Linked DNA regions of Homo sapiens: regions 2, 3 and 4 are each linked to region 1. The links are chromatin contacts, found by Hi-C or POLR2A ChIA-PET in ENCODE. All regions are on one chromosome and are shown on one strand. The core of a region is the stretch at or near the end of the contact, and the rest is flanking DNA. Distances in the headings are between cores, read along the strand shown.

Region 1 (3,155 bases), core at 367-2,866:
CCCCTAGTGGGGTGGATGGAAGGACGCCAGGGGGTCCAAGGCATAGCAATGGGAGGGACGGGGGATAAGGGCGGCGGCTCCACTCGTCCACCTCCTGCTATGGCTCTGAGGACAAAGGCGCTACCAGAGGATAGATAAGGTCCCGAAACCGGGGAGTCCGGAACCCGGAGCCAGGAGCGCCCGCCCCGCCCCTCCCTGGCTCGGCGAGAGTGAAACCAGGAAAACTTCCCCGGCGACGTCTCCGTCGCCCCCGACCATTCATAGGGAAAGGGAGGAGTCTCCCAGCCTCTGGGACTCGGGGCCTCCCGTTCTATCTGGGACTCAGGCGACTGAGACTCCAGCCTCAAGACAGAGCCTTCGACCCTTGATCATATCTGGAGCCCAAGAGACGGGGCCCGCTGCTCGCACTTCTGTTTGGATCTCAGAAGACGTTCCTCTGCCTACAATTAAGTCTGAAGCCCACGAGATCGAGTCTCCTGTCCCCCGGTTCTGCCGGGAACCCTGAAAACGAAGCCCCCTGCCCACAATTAAATCCAGAAGCTACAAGTTTGATCCTCTCTCGCCCCCAGTTTTACCTAGATCCCAGTTAGACTTAGCGCCTAGCCTCCATTCTACCAGGGACCCTGAAGACGGAGCCCCCGGCCCCTAATTTTTCTGGAGTCCACGGAGTCAGAACCCCCAACTCCCTGAGGTTCGGGGTTGGAGCTCCGAGCTCAGGCCCTTCCCCCTAAGTCGCCAGAACTCTTATCCTTAGCCCTCCAAGGGACCCGAATCAGGTCCGCTTGTCCTCAGTTCTCTCCGGGCCTCAGACGCCCAAGCCGGGAAGAAGGAAAAATAGGGGAGGGAGGTGGTCTCGCCTCTTCCTCGAGACCTTACTGCGGTAGGTGGGGGGAACATTCCCCACATTCCTGAGAGGGGTAGAGGAGACAGAGACCCAGATCCGGGTGAACTACTCGGCGCGGGGTGGGGAGGGGGCACCAGGCCTTCCTGGGATTTAACCCTTTCGGCGCGGGAATCCGAGAAATGGGGAGGGGGACAGACAAGCAGGCGTAGGATGGGCAATTGGATTAAGAAGGATGGGGGTGGTGGTGAGAGAGATGCAGAAAGGAGGGGTCAGAGTCTCCTCGAGAGAATCGGACGTGTAGGGGGTCGGAGTCTGTGGGGCCAGCCAGGAAGGGGGCACGCGAGAGGGGGCTCGGGGAGCCGGGGGTGGGCGGGGAAGGTGCTCGGCTTCCCCAGCTCGGAAGGTAAGGTTGGAGGGGGTCCGCGCGAGGGCAGGGGGCCGTCCGCTCGTCTCACCGGTTTCCAGGAGCAGCAGCAGCAGCAGCGGCCACAGCAGCGGCGTCGGCGGCGATCTCGACGGCAGGAGGGCAGCGGCCCGGGCCATGGAGGGCCCGGGAGGGGACTGGGCCCGGCCGGAGGCCCGCGGGCCACTCTGTGGGGGCCGATCGGCTGGGCGGTTTAGTAGGTGCCTGTGGGGCTCCGGCTCCGGCTCCGGGCCGGTTCCCGCTGCGCTCTAGCCTCCCTGTTCTGCTCTCCCGGCCCAGCTCTCCCCGCCCGGCTCGGCACCCCCGGCCTCTCGCTCAGCTCCGGCGGTTCGAACCCGCTGACGTCACAGGATCCACCCGCTGCTCCCCCGAGTCAAGCCGACCCTGGCTCCGGCCCCGCCCCCTCCTGGCGTTCTGACCCCGCCCCCCGGATTCCACCCCTGTTCCTCCCCGGGATTCCATTCTCGCTCCTCCCCAGGATTCTAAGGTCGCCCCTGCCAAAGAATTCTGTCTCCTTCGCTCCCGGCGTTAAACCACGCCCCCTAAGGTCTAGCCACGCCCCCTCTGCTCCCGAGTAGTTCCCACGCCCCGCCCCCTGCCTACCGGCCGCCTCGCCAAGGTCTTGCCACGCCCCTTTCGGCCCTTCCGGCCGACTCCGCCCCCACCAGCCCCGCCTCCACCAGCCCCGCCCCTCGCCCTAGCCGGAGTTCTCTCGGTCTCTTAGCTCAGTCCGTCCTGGCCTCTGTCCCACCCACAGTTCGAATCCTGCCCTTTCCTGCCTGCCCGGGTCCTCTCATCACAGTTGCCTGAGGCACGTGGGGCTTTACGGTTCTGCCCCCAGCACGTCCCGGTTGTGCGACCTCCCCGCAGGTCGAGCCCATCGCCCTGAGCCTGTTTCTCGTACCCTCGTGCGTTTCTAATCTCTGCCCCGAACTCTAGGTGTCGCTGCACTCGTTTCTTTCTGGATTTCTCTGTCTCTCTTACGTGTCTTTGTGTCTCTCTCACTCTCTTTGGGTCTTCCTCTCTGTCCCTGTATTTCTGCCTCTCTGGGTCTTTCCGTCCTCATGCTTCGGTGTCGCTCTGTTTCTGGTCTTCCTTTGTCAGTCACTGTTTCTTTATTTCAATAAAAGAGACGGGGCGGGGGGGCGGCGGGGTCTCACTATGTTGCTGAGGCTGGCCTCAAGCGATCCTCCCGGCTCGGCCTCCCAAGATGCTGGGATTACAGGCGTGAGCCACCAAGCCCGGCCTGTCTGTCACTGTTTCTGGGTCACTTGGTCCCCATGTCTCTTTCCATCCTTTGACTCTGTCTCTGTGTCTCTCTGTCTCTATCTGTGTGCCTCTCTGTCTCTGTCTCTATTTCTGTGTATCTCTGTCTCTATCGGCCTGTCTCTGTGCCTCTCTGTCTCTGTGTGCCTCTCTGTCTCTGTGTTTCTCTGTCTCTATCTCTGTGCCTCTCTATCTCTGTGCTTCTCTGTCTCTGTCTCTCCGTGTGTCTCTCTCTGTCTCTATCTGTGTCTCTCTGTCCCTGTCTCTTTCTCTGTGTCTCCCTCTCGGCGTCTCTTGTCTCTGCGTGCGAGTCTCTCTCGCTGTCTCTCTGTCCCTGCTCTGTTCTCTGCTTCCTTCCCTCCCTACCTCCCTGCGCGCCCTGGTCCTCCCCTCCCAACACCTGCTCCGCGCCGCCTTCTCACCGCAGCCACCCGCCAGGGGGCAGCAGAGACCGGCCCCCGCGCTGCGCTGGCCCGGCCGGGCTGGGTGGGGCTGGGCTCCAGTCCGGCCTCCGGACCTGGTCACTCCCCGCGTCCTTGTCCCACTTCCCCTATCTCCCCAGCCTCCTCGCGTCTTTGTGTCTCTCGCTCAGACTCGGGCCCTTTGTCTCTCCCAGCGGCT
Region 2 (3,155 bases), core at 174-2,673, 730 kb after region 1:
TTTACCACTTCAGGCTGGGCACGGTGGCTCATGCCTGTAATCCCACACTTTGGGAGGCCAAGGCGGTTGAATCACCTGAGGTCAGGAGTCTGAGACCAGCCTGGCCAACATGGTGAAATCCCTTCTCTACTAAAAATACAAAAATTAGCCGGATGTGGTGGCAGGCACCTGTAATCCCAGCTACTTGGGAGGCTGAGGCAGGAGAATAGCTTGAACCCAGGAGGTGGATGTTGCAATGAGCTGAGATCGTGCCATGCACTACAGCCTGGGCGACAAGAGCGAAACTCCGTCTCAAGAAAAAAAAAGAGAGAGAGAGATTTACCACTTCTGTGGTATTCCAGCAAAAAATGCATATTTTGAAGTTAAACGTGAAATACATCAGAAAAACTCCAAATGAACATCTTTGACCAAAATAACTTCATCTATACTCTTCAAAAATAACAAGGATAAAATACCAAGAAAAAACGATGAAAGCTATGCTATCTTTCAAGATTAAAGACTAGAAAAACATGACAACTGAAAGCAACACCCATGCCCGAAGACACATCCTATACACTCTCGGTTGGGGTGAGCATCTCTGTCAAAGAAAAAAGCCAAGGATCACTCACGTAGAGCTTTGCCCTCAGAAGCCAAGAAGTCCCTCCCTGCAGCTCTTTTGGAAAGGTCGGGCTGGGTAAGGAGAAGGCTGTGAAACACTCTGACCGTGGTCGCCGTGCCCCATAAAAGTTAAATGCTCCTCTCCCCTCCTGGAAGTGGATGCAACCCTCGCCTTCCTAAAAGAGAGGTCAGAAGGCGTCCGGGATCACCCAGCGTCTTGCAGGAATCAGGGAGAAGGGCCGGTGCCCCTGCAGCTGGAGTTTCACCCCACCCGGGGACCTGACAGGCTTCGTGGGAAATTAACAAGAGACCACCAGTCACCAAGTGACAGGGGCTGCTTTAAGGCTCTCATTTGTGTTACCGCTTTCAGTTCCCAAAACGATTCTATTAGGATGGTCCTAAACTCCCCATCTTAAAGAACTGTAACGGGAGACCCAAGGAGATTAAGTAACATCCCAGCGTTTTATCGCGAGGAAGTGGCCACGCGCGTGGGGTGCAGGGAGGCCGAGTGGGCGAGCTCAGAGCCCCGGAGACCCTAAAACCAGGCGAGACGCGACCCGACCAAGTCCCAAACACCCCGGGGACGCGAGGAGAGCCCCAAGCCCAAGAAGGCTCCACTGACGAGAACGAAAACAGCGGCCCCGCTCCGCCAAACCTCTGCTCTCCGACGAGGTTTCTTTTCCCCTAATTCGATCACCAGTTCGTTAAGGATCCAATGCGTAGGTCCAGGAAATTCAGAAGGGTCTCGCGGAACTGACCCAAACTACCAGGGACAAAACTGCAGCAACCTCACAGTAACGGAGCGGAAGTGGCCCGCTACTCCACTGAGTGTCTGGACTCCACTTCCCAGAATTCCTGAGACAAACTGACCGCGACGACCCCGAGCGTCTGGACTACACTTCCCAGAATTCCCTGGGATCCACCTGCCGGAGTCAAATTGACCGAGACTCCACTGAGCGTCTGGACTACATTTCCCAGAAATCCCCTGATTCGCCTGCCGGAGCCAAGCTGACCGCTACTCCACTGAGCGTCTGGACTACCATTCCCAGAATTGCTTGTATCCTCCTTCTGGAGCCAGTGTGTACGACTCCACAGAGCATTTGGATTACACTCCTCCGAATGCTGAAGGAAAAACGCTCAAAATCTCATTCTTCAGGGGGAAGCGTTGCCACTCCGAGGTGCCCACTGGGAACGAATCCCAAAGCCACGAGCGCCTGCCTAGTGGGGAATGTGAACTGTTATCCTGAGAGTCGTCCTTCTCTCTCCCTGGTCCAGGACAGAAAATACTGAATAGACAGGAATTTCTGAAGTCTAAACGCCTCCAATGATAACAGGAGTGTTATTGGAAAGGGAACAAGCGAGAAGACACAGTCTTCGAGGAGTTAAGTTTTGCTAATCTAATGGTAAGAAATGGTTTCTAAATGTAGTTTTAATTTGTATTTGTTCTTTTGTAAATAAAGTGGAACATCCGTGCATATTTTCCGTTGCCACTATTATAGTCTTTGTGAATTGGTCAAATAGTTTGCCCACATTTCTATTGAGTGTTTAGTTTTTTCCCCTCCGTTAAGTATTATTTACATACTCATATTAACATTGTATCAAATATTGCTCAACCAAAAAGCTTTTTTCCTTTGACTTGTTTTTCGCTATGCAAAACGTTTTTAACGTGGTCGTTTTATTATTTAAAAAATATTTTTGAGGTGTAATTCACAAAACAAAATTATTTTAAGGCACATAATTCAATGGCAATGGCATCTAGTACGAATACAGTGTTGTTAATATATACGAGTTAAGAAGCCATCACTTAGGCAGATAGGGTATGGGAGCCCTCGGTAAGGCTTTTCTTTTTAATGAAAAGCAGCCCCAAATTATTTCCCTTCCTAAGGAAGAGCAGCCTGTAAAATCCAGCTGCCGCAGACATAGATACCAGCAGTTGTGCCAATCATGTTAAAGATGGCGGCTCCATCTTCCCTTCTCTTTGTCAGCCACGTGCACAGTAAGAAGCTGGCAAGATGGGCCAATCAACTGGGAAGCCTATTTGCATAAGAAGATTAGGGTGGGGCGACCAGCCTTCCCCACGCACTATGTAAACGTCATAACTGATCGAACCAATCTATGACCCCTATGTAAATCAGACACTGCCTCCTCAAACTGGTCTGTAAAACTCAGCACATTCACTGCCAGCCGACCCTTTTCCGCTCGGAGACCCCTTCCTCTATGGAGGAACCCGTTTCTCTTTCTCTTCTTCCTATTAAACCTCCGCTCCTAAACTGAGGAGTTTTTGTGTGTCCGTGTCCTAAATTTTTCTGGCGCTTAACGACGAACCCCGGGTTTAAACCTCAGACAAAGTAGCTGCTTCATTGTGAAACCACCACCTCTTGAATTACAAAACATTTTTATCACCCAAAGAAAACCCCATGCCCACTAAGCAATCACTACTGTTGTCCATAATCCCATTCCTGGGGAAACATGAATCTTTCTCTCTTTTCTATTACCTATTTTGGACAAATCATAAAAATGAATGGAACATTTTGTTTCTAACTCCCTTTGCTTAGCAT
Region 3 (3,155 bases), core at 444-2,943, 580 kb before region 1:
TCACTTGAGGTCAAGAGTTCGAGACCAGCAGGGCCAACATGGTGAAACTCCGTCTCTACTAAAAATACAAAAGTTAGCCTGTAATCCCAGCTACTTGGGAGGCTGAGGCAGGAGAACTGCTTGAATGTGGGTGGCGGAGGTTGCAGTGAGCCTAGATTGCTCCATTGCACTCCAGCCTAGGCAACAAGAGCAAAACTCCATCTCAAAAAATAATAAATAAATAAATAAATCTTACATAGATTAAAGCCAGATGACCTGCTCATTCTAGGTCATTACTGTTTGGGACCGTGTCTGTGTCCCTCACTGAACTGTAAGCTCTGGGAGGACAACACGGGGCTTTTATCTTTTACGTAGATAAAAGAAATGATAGAATATATCATTATAGCCGTGCACTGTAATCCCAGCACTTTGGGAGGTCACAAAGTGACCTCAGGATCAGCTGAGGTCAGGAGTTTGAGACCAGCCTGGCCAACATGGTGAAACCCCGTCTCTACTAAAAATACAAAAAAAAAAAAAAAAAAAAAAAATTAGCCGGGCATGGTGGCACATGCCTGTAATCCCAGCTACTAAGGAGGCAGGAGAATCGCTTGAACCCGGGAGGGGGAGGTGCAGTGAACTGAGATCGCGCCATTGCACTCCAGCCTGGGTAATAAGAGCGAAACTCCGTCTCGAAAAAAAAAAAAAAAAGAAAAAAAAGAATTTATCATTATGACCCTGGGTTATGGCAGGGCTCTTAACACACCAAAAGCAAAAGTCAGAACGGAACAGATTGATAAATAGTTGCGCATAAACACAAATAACTTCTGTGCCAAAAATAACTAAAGTTAAAGCCCAAAGTAGAAACTAGGAGGAAATGTTTGCAATATGGGTAACTAAGGATTAGAATCAGAATCCATAAAGTACCCCTAGAAATTAATAGTAATAAAAAAGCCATACAACCCATTTTAAAAATGGACAAGGAATATGAGCAAGCAATTCACAGAAGACAAAATTTACAAGACCAATACTTTCACAAAAAACATTCCATTTCCTTAGTAATCAGAGAGCTGCAAGTTAGAACAGTGTGATACTATCCTTTCAGGAAGTGACTAATACTAACTCATCAGCCAGGCCCCTGCTCAGATGTCCCTTCCTCCAGGAAGCCCTTCCGGACTCCGGGGCTGAGTCAGGCGCTCCCCCTGACCCCCATCCCACGGCTCTCCCGGGATCTCCCATCCCAGACCTGCCCATTCTGGGTCAGCACTGGGAACGTGTCTGTGTCCCTTACTGAACCGTAAGCTCCGGGAGGACAACACGGGGCTGTCGTTGGTCACTGCTGTGTCACCAGCACGGACTCGCACAGGACCGGGAAGAGAGGAAGCGCGTGGGGGGAATAGGTGTGGAATAAATGAATGAATGAGGAAACTGAAGCCAAGTCAATGTCTGAGTTGGATTCAAACTTAAGTCTCTCCTTACTGAGAGGAGGGACCAAGTTGGATCTCCTGCGATCTGTTCTCCACTGAGCCCTGCCAGGATTCTGGGCACACAGAAGCGCTCAGTAAGGGCTTTGAAACTTAACAGTTTGGGAGCCAGATCCTCAGGCCACATCTCTCTCCTCCCACGACCTCCGCGGTCCTCCAGAACCATAGAGAGTTGTACAGAGATCGCCCTGCTCTATGCTCTACTCTCCTGGGGAGCGGGGCCAGAGAGGCCGGAAGTGCTGCGAGCCCTGGGCCACGCTGGCCGTGCTGGCAGTGGGCCGCCTCGATCCCTCTGCAGTCTTTCCCTTGAGGCTCCAAGACCAGCAGGTGAGGCCTCGCGGCGCTGAAACCGTGAGGCCCGGACCACAGGTGCGGGAGGCGGAGACTGCGGGTGGAGATTGGCGCCGCGGAAGCCAATCATTGCCGAGTCTGAGAGATGGACAAGGCCAGGCGTGGGGAGGGCGTCCAGATGCTAGCCTCGGGGGCCGGACGAACGGAAGGCGGGGGATGGTGGGGACGGAGCCAATAGAATCCGGTGGGGGCGAGGGGCGGAGCGATGGGACTTGTGGACCTGTAAGGGGCGGGGCGAGCCGAAGGTGGAGGTCAAAGGGGCGTGGCGTTACAGAGCCTCTAGCGCTGGGTGTTGGGGACCTGACGCTATGGAGCTCTCGGAGTTTTGTGGGGGACGGCTGTGAGTGGGGGGTTCCTGCTGCGGGATGAGAACGTAGACGCCAGTGGCTCACTCGCTCCTGGCACCTTCCCTTTCAGGCTCCAGATGGACCCTGGGAAGGACAAAGAGGGGGTGCCCCAGCCCTCAGGGCCGCCAGCAAGGAAGAAATTTGTGATACCCCTCGACGAGGATGAGGTCCCTCCTGGAGTGGTAGGACAAGGAGATGCGGGGCCCCTGGGAGGCTGGGGGCTGTTAGGACGAAGAGGATAGGATGGGGCCTGTGGGACCAGGGTGTGGGTTAGTGGATTTGGGGGCCACGGACGACTTGGGGAAACAGTCCTTGGTCCTCCCCAGGTCCCAGTTTCCCCATCTGTGAAATGGATGGGTGGTTCTAAGAGAGGGCTAAGGCAGAGGCCAGACACTGGCATTCAGCAGGTAGCCCCTGATGTGTTTTACGAGGCCAGCACCCTGATTTTTCAAGACATGAATTTATTGCTCGTGTTTAAGAATCGCCAGGTTTTGCAATCTTAAAAAAATCTACACTTTAGACATATTTTGGTAAATGGAAGGACCTGGCAATATTGAAATCTCCTTCCCAAGGGAAAACAATCGACGGGTGATGAGCATTGGCTATGAAGAAAAGGAAAGTGGGCTAAGGATGTAGGGCATGATGGGGGAGAGGACCTTCCTACTCTATTTATTTATTTATTTATTTATTTTTTTGAGACAGAGTCTCGCTCTTTTGCCCAGGCTGGAGTGCACTGGCACCATCTCGGCTCACTGCAACCTCTGCCTCCTGGGTTCAAGCGATTCTCCTGCCTCAGCCTCCCGAGTAACTGGGATTACAGGAGCGCGCCTGGCTAATTTTTGTATTTTTAGTAGAGACGGGTTTCACCATGTTGGTCAGGCTGGTCTCGAACCTCAAGTGATCCGCCCACCTCGGCCTCCCAAAGTGCTGGGATGTACAGGCATGAGCCACCATGCCTGGCCCCTTCCTACTTTAGATAGGAAGGTCAAGGGAGGGC
Region 4 (3,155 bases), core at 656-3,155, 520 kb before region 1:
CAGGCTGGAGTGCAGTGGCGTGATCTTGGCTCACTTCTGCCTCCTGGGTTCAAGCAATTCTCCTGCTTTAGCCTCCCGAGTAGATGGGATTACAGATGCATGCCACTATGCCTGGCTTTTTTTTTTTTTTTTTTTTTTTTAGTAGAGATAGGGTTTCACCATGTTGACCAGGCTGGTCTTGAACTCCTGACCTCGTGATCCATCTGCCTTGGCCTCCCAAAGTGCTGGGATTACAGGCATGAGCCACTGCACCCAGCCCATAATCAATCTTTATGGTGACTTGAAGTTTTCCTTCACAGCACTTTTGTACTTGTGATTATACACGTGCGCACACACACACACACACACACACACACACACATTTGAGATAGGTTTTCACTCCTGTTGCCCAGGCTGGAGTGCAGTGGCACAATCACTGCCCATTGCAACCTCTGCCTCCCAGGCCCAGGTGATTCTCCCACCTCAGCCTCCTGAGTATCTGGGACTACAGGTGCACGCCACCACGCCCAGCTAATTTTTGCATTTTTTGTAGAGACGGGTTTTCACCATGTTGCCCAGGCTGGTCTCTAGCTCCTGAGCTCAAGCAATGTACTCGCCTTGGCCTTCCAAAGTGTTGGAACCACAGGCACGAGCCACCACTCCAGGCTGTAATCATATATTCATTTGTATATTTAATATCTGTTCTTTGAGGCCAGGCCTGGTGCCTCACCCCTGTAATCCCAACAATTTGAAAGGCTGAGGGGAGAGGATCACTTGAACCTGCGAGTTTAACCAGCCTGGGCAACGTGGTGAGACCTCGTCTCTAAAAAAATTTAAAAAATAAAACTTAGCTGGGCTTGGTGGTGCACACCTGTGGTCCCAGCTACTCTGGAAGCTGAGGTGGGAGGATCGCTTGAGCCCAAGAGGTGGAGGCTGCAGTGAGCTGTGACTGTGCCACTGCACTCCAGCCTTGGCGACAGAGAAAGACCCTGTCTCAAGGAAAAAAATCTGTTCTTTGAGGGCAGGTGCTGAGGCTGTCATGGTCACCTTTCTGTTCCCAGGGGCCAGCACAGGATCAGACACATGGTAGATGCCACATAGCTATTTGTTGAAGAAACAAACAAAAGCTAGCATTTATGTTTTATTTATTAGTTATTATTATTAATATTTGAAATGGAGTTTCGCTTTTGTTGCCCAGGCTAGAGTGCGACGGCGCCATCTCTGCTCACTGCAACCTCTGCCTCCCAGGTTCAAGCAATTCTCCTGCTTCAGCCTCCCGAGTAGCTGGGATTACAAGCATTTGCCAGCACGCCCGGCTAATTTTGTATCTTTAGTAGAGACAGGTTTTCTCCATGTTGGTCAGGCTGGTCTTGAACTCCCGACCTCAGGTGATCCACCTGCCTCAGCCTCCCAAAGTGCTGGGATTACAGGCTTGAGCCACCGCGCCCGGCCTGCAAAGCCATTTCTAACTCTTGGGCCCAGAAAGGATCACCAATTTCCCTGTCATTCTCCGTTAGACTATTCGCTACTGAGACGATTTTTTTTTTTTTTTGAGACGAGGTGGAGGGGCGGGGGTTCTCGCTATCTTGCTCAAGCTGATCTCGAACTCCTGGGTTCGATCAATACTCAGACAATCTTGGCAGGCGCAGGAGGACCAAATTCTAGTGAATGAGATCGAGTCTCTCGGCTCTTTCCCTTCCATGTTTTCTTTTTGATTGGCCCTCGACGATCCTCAGTGACGCCTCCCGCACCGCCTCACCCGAGAGTCAGCCGCCCTCGCTTTTCCGTGCGCACGCGCAGTATCCCGATTGGCTCTGCCCTAGCGGATTGACGGGCAGGTTAGCCAATGGTCTCGTAATATAGGTGGAGCGAGCCCTCGAGGATGTCCACGACCCGGCCTCTCGCTGAATATTCATGAGGGAGGCGGGTCGACCCCGCTGCACAGTCCGGCCGGCGCCATGAAGTGAGAAGGGGGCTGGGGGTCGCGCTCGCTAGCGGGCGCGGGGGGTCTTGAAGATGGGGTCATCGGTGGGCGCGCCTGGGTCCCCAAGGGGGCGAGGGGAGGGTGAAGGGGTGGGACGGGGGCAGCCGCAGGGAGCAGCAGTGATAGCGAGGAGACACTGAGGGGGCCCCGAGGCTCCTGAGGACCTGAGGGTTACCGGGGGCGCCGGGCCCGTCACCCTTCTCTGGGCTCGACGACCGGGCACTGTGGAGGCGGGAGAGGGGCTGAGGGGACGGGAACTGACCCAGCAGCCCCTGCCGCCAGGCTCAACGTGGACGGGCTCCTGGTCTACTTCCCGTACGACTACATCTACCCCGAGCAGTTCTCCTACATGCGGGAGCTCAAACGCACGCTGGACGCCAAGGTGGGTGGCCGGTGGGCCCGACCCGCCCACTCGACCGGTGGGGCTGCCACGCCTGGGCCTAAGACAGATTGCAGGACGTCTGGATTTTAGAAGTCCGAGGTCCCTGGGAATCCAGGACCCCATAATCTTCCGTTATCTAAAACAATAATGGTGAATAGGCTGGGCGCGGTGGCTCGCGCCTGTAATCCCAGAGCTTTGGGAGGACGAGGCGGGCGGATCACTTGAGGTCAGGAGTTGGAGACCAGCCTGGCCAACACGGTGAAACCCCGTCTGTACTAAAAATACAAAAATTAGCCAGGTGTGGTGGCGGGCGCCTGTAATCCCACCTACTCGGGAGGCTGAGGCAGGAGGATCGCTTGAGGCCAGGAGTTGGAGGCTGCAGTGAGCCATGATTGTGCCACTGCATTCCAGCCTGGGCAATAGTGACACTTGTCTCTTAAAAAAGAAGGGAGAAAAGTTCACTATATATCAGCTACTGTGCCAAATATTTAACCTGCAATTTCTCACAATCCTCATAGTCATGTTATGAGGAAGGTTTTATTATTAGGCCCATTTTATTTTATTTATTTATTTTTGAGATTGAATTACAGGTGCGCGCCACCACATCTGGCTAATTTTTTGTATTTTTAGTAGAGACGGGGTTTCACCTTGTTGGCCCAGCTGGTCTTGAACTTCTGACCTCAGGTGGTTCACCTGCCTCAGCCTCCCAAAGTGCTGGGATTACAGGTGTGAGCCACCACGCCTGGCTTTAGGCTCATTTTAGAGATAGGGATACTGAGGTCTGGGGAGGTGAAGGTACTTGCCTAAGAC

The links. A loop is a pair of places that touch in the nucleus more often than their neighbours do. ChIA-PET counts read pairs that join two places held with the same protein, here RNA polymerase II (POLR2A). Pooled maps may share reads with other maps.
Region 2: a loop to region 1 is called in a map of chondrocyte, with 3 times the contacts of the local background. The contact joins the promoter of ZNF225 here to the promoter of NECTIN2 in region 1. A Hi-C loop is called at or near these places in 1 of 168 maps with a recorded cell type or tissue (chondrocyte) and 4 of 50 pooled maps. POLR2A ChIA-PET finds 5 or more read pairs at or near these places in 1 of 52 experiments (Caco-2).
Region 3: a pooled map shows a loop between it and region 1 (5-fold over the local background). The contact joins the promoter of ERCC1 here to the promoter of NECTIN2 in region 1. A Hi-C loop is called at or near these places in 1 of 50 pooled maps. POLR2A ChIA-PET finds 5 or more read pairs at or near these places in 2 of 52 experiments (Caco-2 and HEK293).
Region 4: a pooled map shows a loop between it and region 1 (4-fold over the local background). The contact joins the promoter of ERCC2 here to the promoter of NECTIN2 in region 1. A Hi-C loop is called at or near these places in 3 of 50 pooled maps. POLR2A ChIA-PET finds 5 or more read pairs at or near these places in 2 of 52 experiments (AG04450 and H1).

The regions. Positions count from the first base shown.
Region 1 is chr19:44,844,758-44,847,912 of GRCh38, reverse strand. NECTIN2 (nectin cell adhesion molecule 2) reads right to left here and starts at 1,616. Exons shown (of 9, transcript NM_001042724.2): 1 at 1,300-1,616. The coding sequence starts at 1,387. RefSeq lists silencers at 1,546-1,645, 1,776-1,855, 1,936-1,985, 2,853-3,155.
Region 2 is chr19:44,111,667-44,114,821 of GRCh38, reverse strand. ZNF225 (zinc finger protein 225) reads right to left here and starts at 1,423. Exons shown (of 5, transcript NM_013362.4): 1 at 1,253-1,423. ZNF225-AS1 (ZNF225 and ZNF224 antisense RNA 1) reads left to right here and starts at 1,639. Exons shown (of 2, transcript NR_033341.1): 1 at 1,639-2,000. RefSeq lists an enhancer at 970-1,669 and a silencer at 1,362-1,712.
Region 3 is chr19:45,422,455-45,425,609 of GRCh38, reverse strand. ERCC1 (ERCC excision repair 1, endonuclease non-catalytic subunit) reads left to right here and starts at 1,693. Exons shown (of 10, transcript NM_001983.4): 1 at 1,693-1,829; 2 at 2,229-2,340. The coding sequence starts at 2,236. RefSeq lists enhancers at 965-1,259, 1,508-1,557, 1,618-1,707.
Region 4 is chr19:45,369,323-45,372,477 of GRCh38, reverse strand. It overlaps ERCC2 (ERCC excision repair 2, TFIIH core complex helicase subunit), which reads left to right and starts at 1,905. Exons shown (of 23, transcript NM_000400.4): 1 at 1,905-1,942; 2 at 2,246-2,345. The coding sequence starts at 1,938. RefSeq lists enhancers at 1,612-1,691, 2,310-3,151.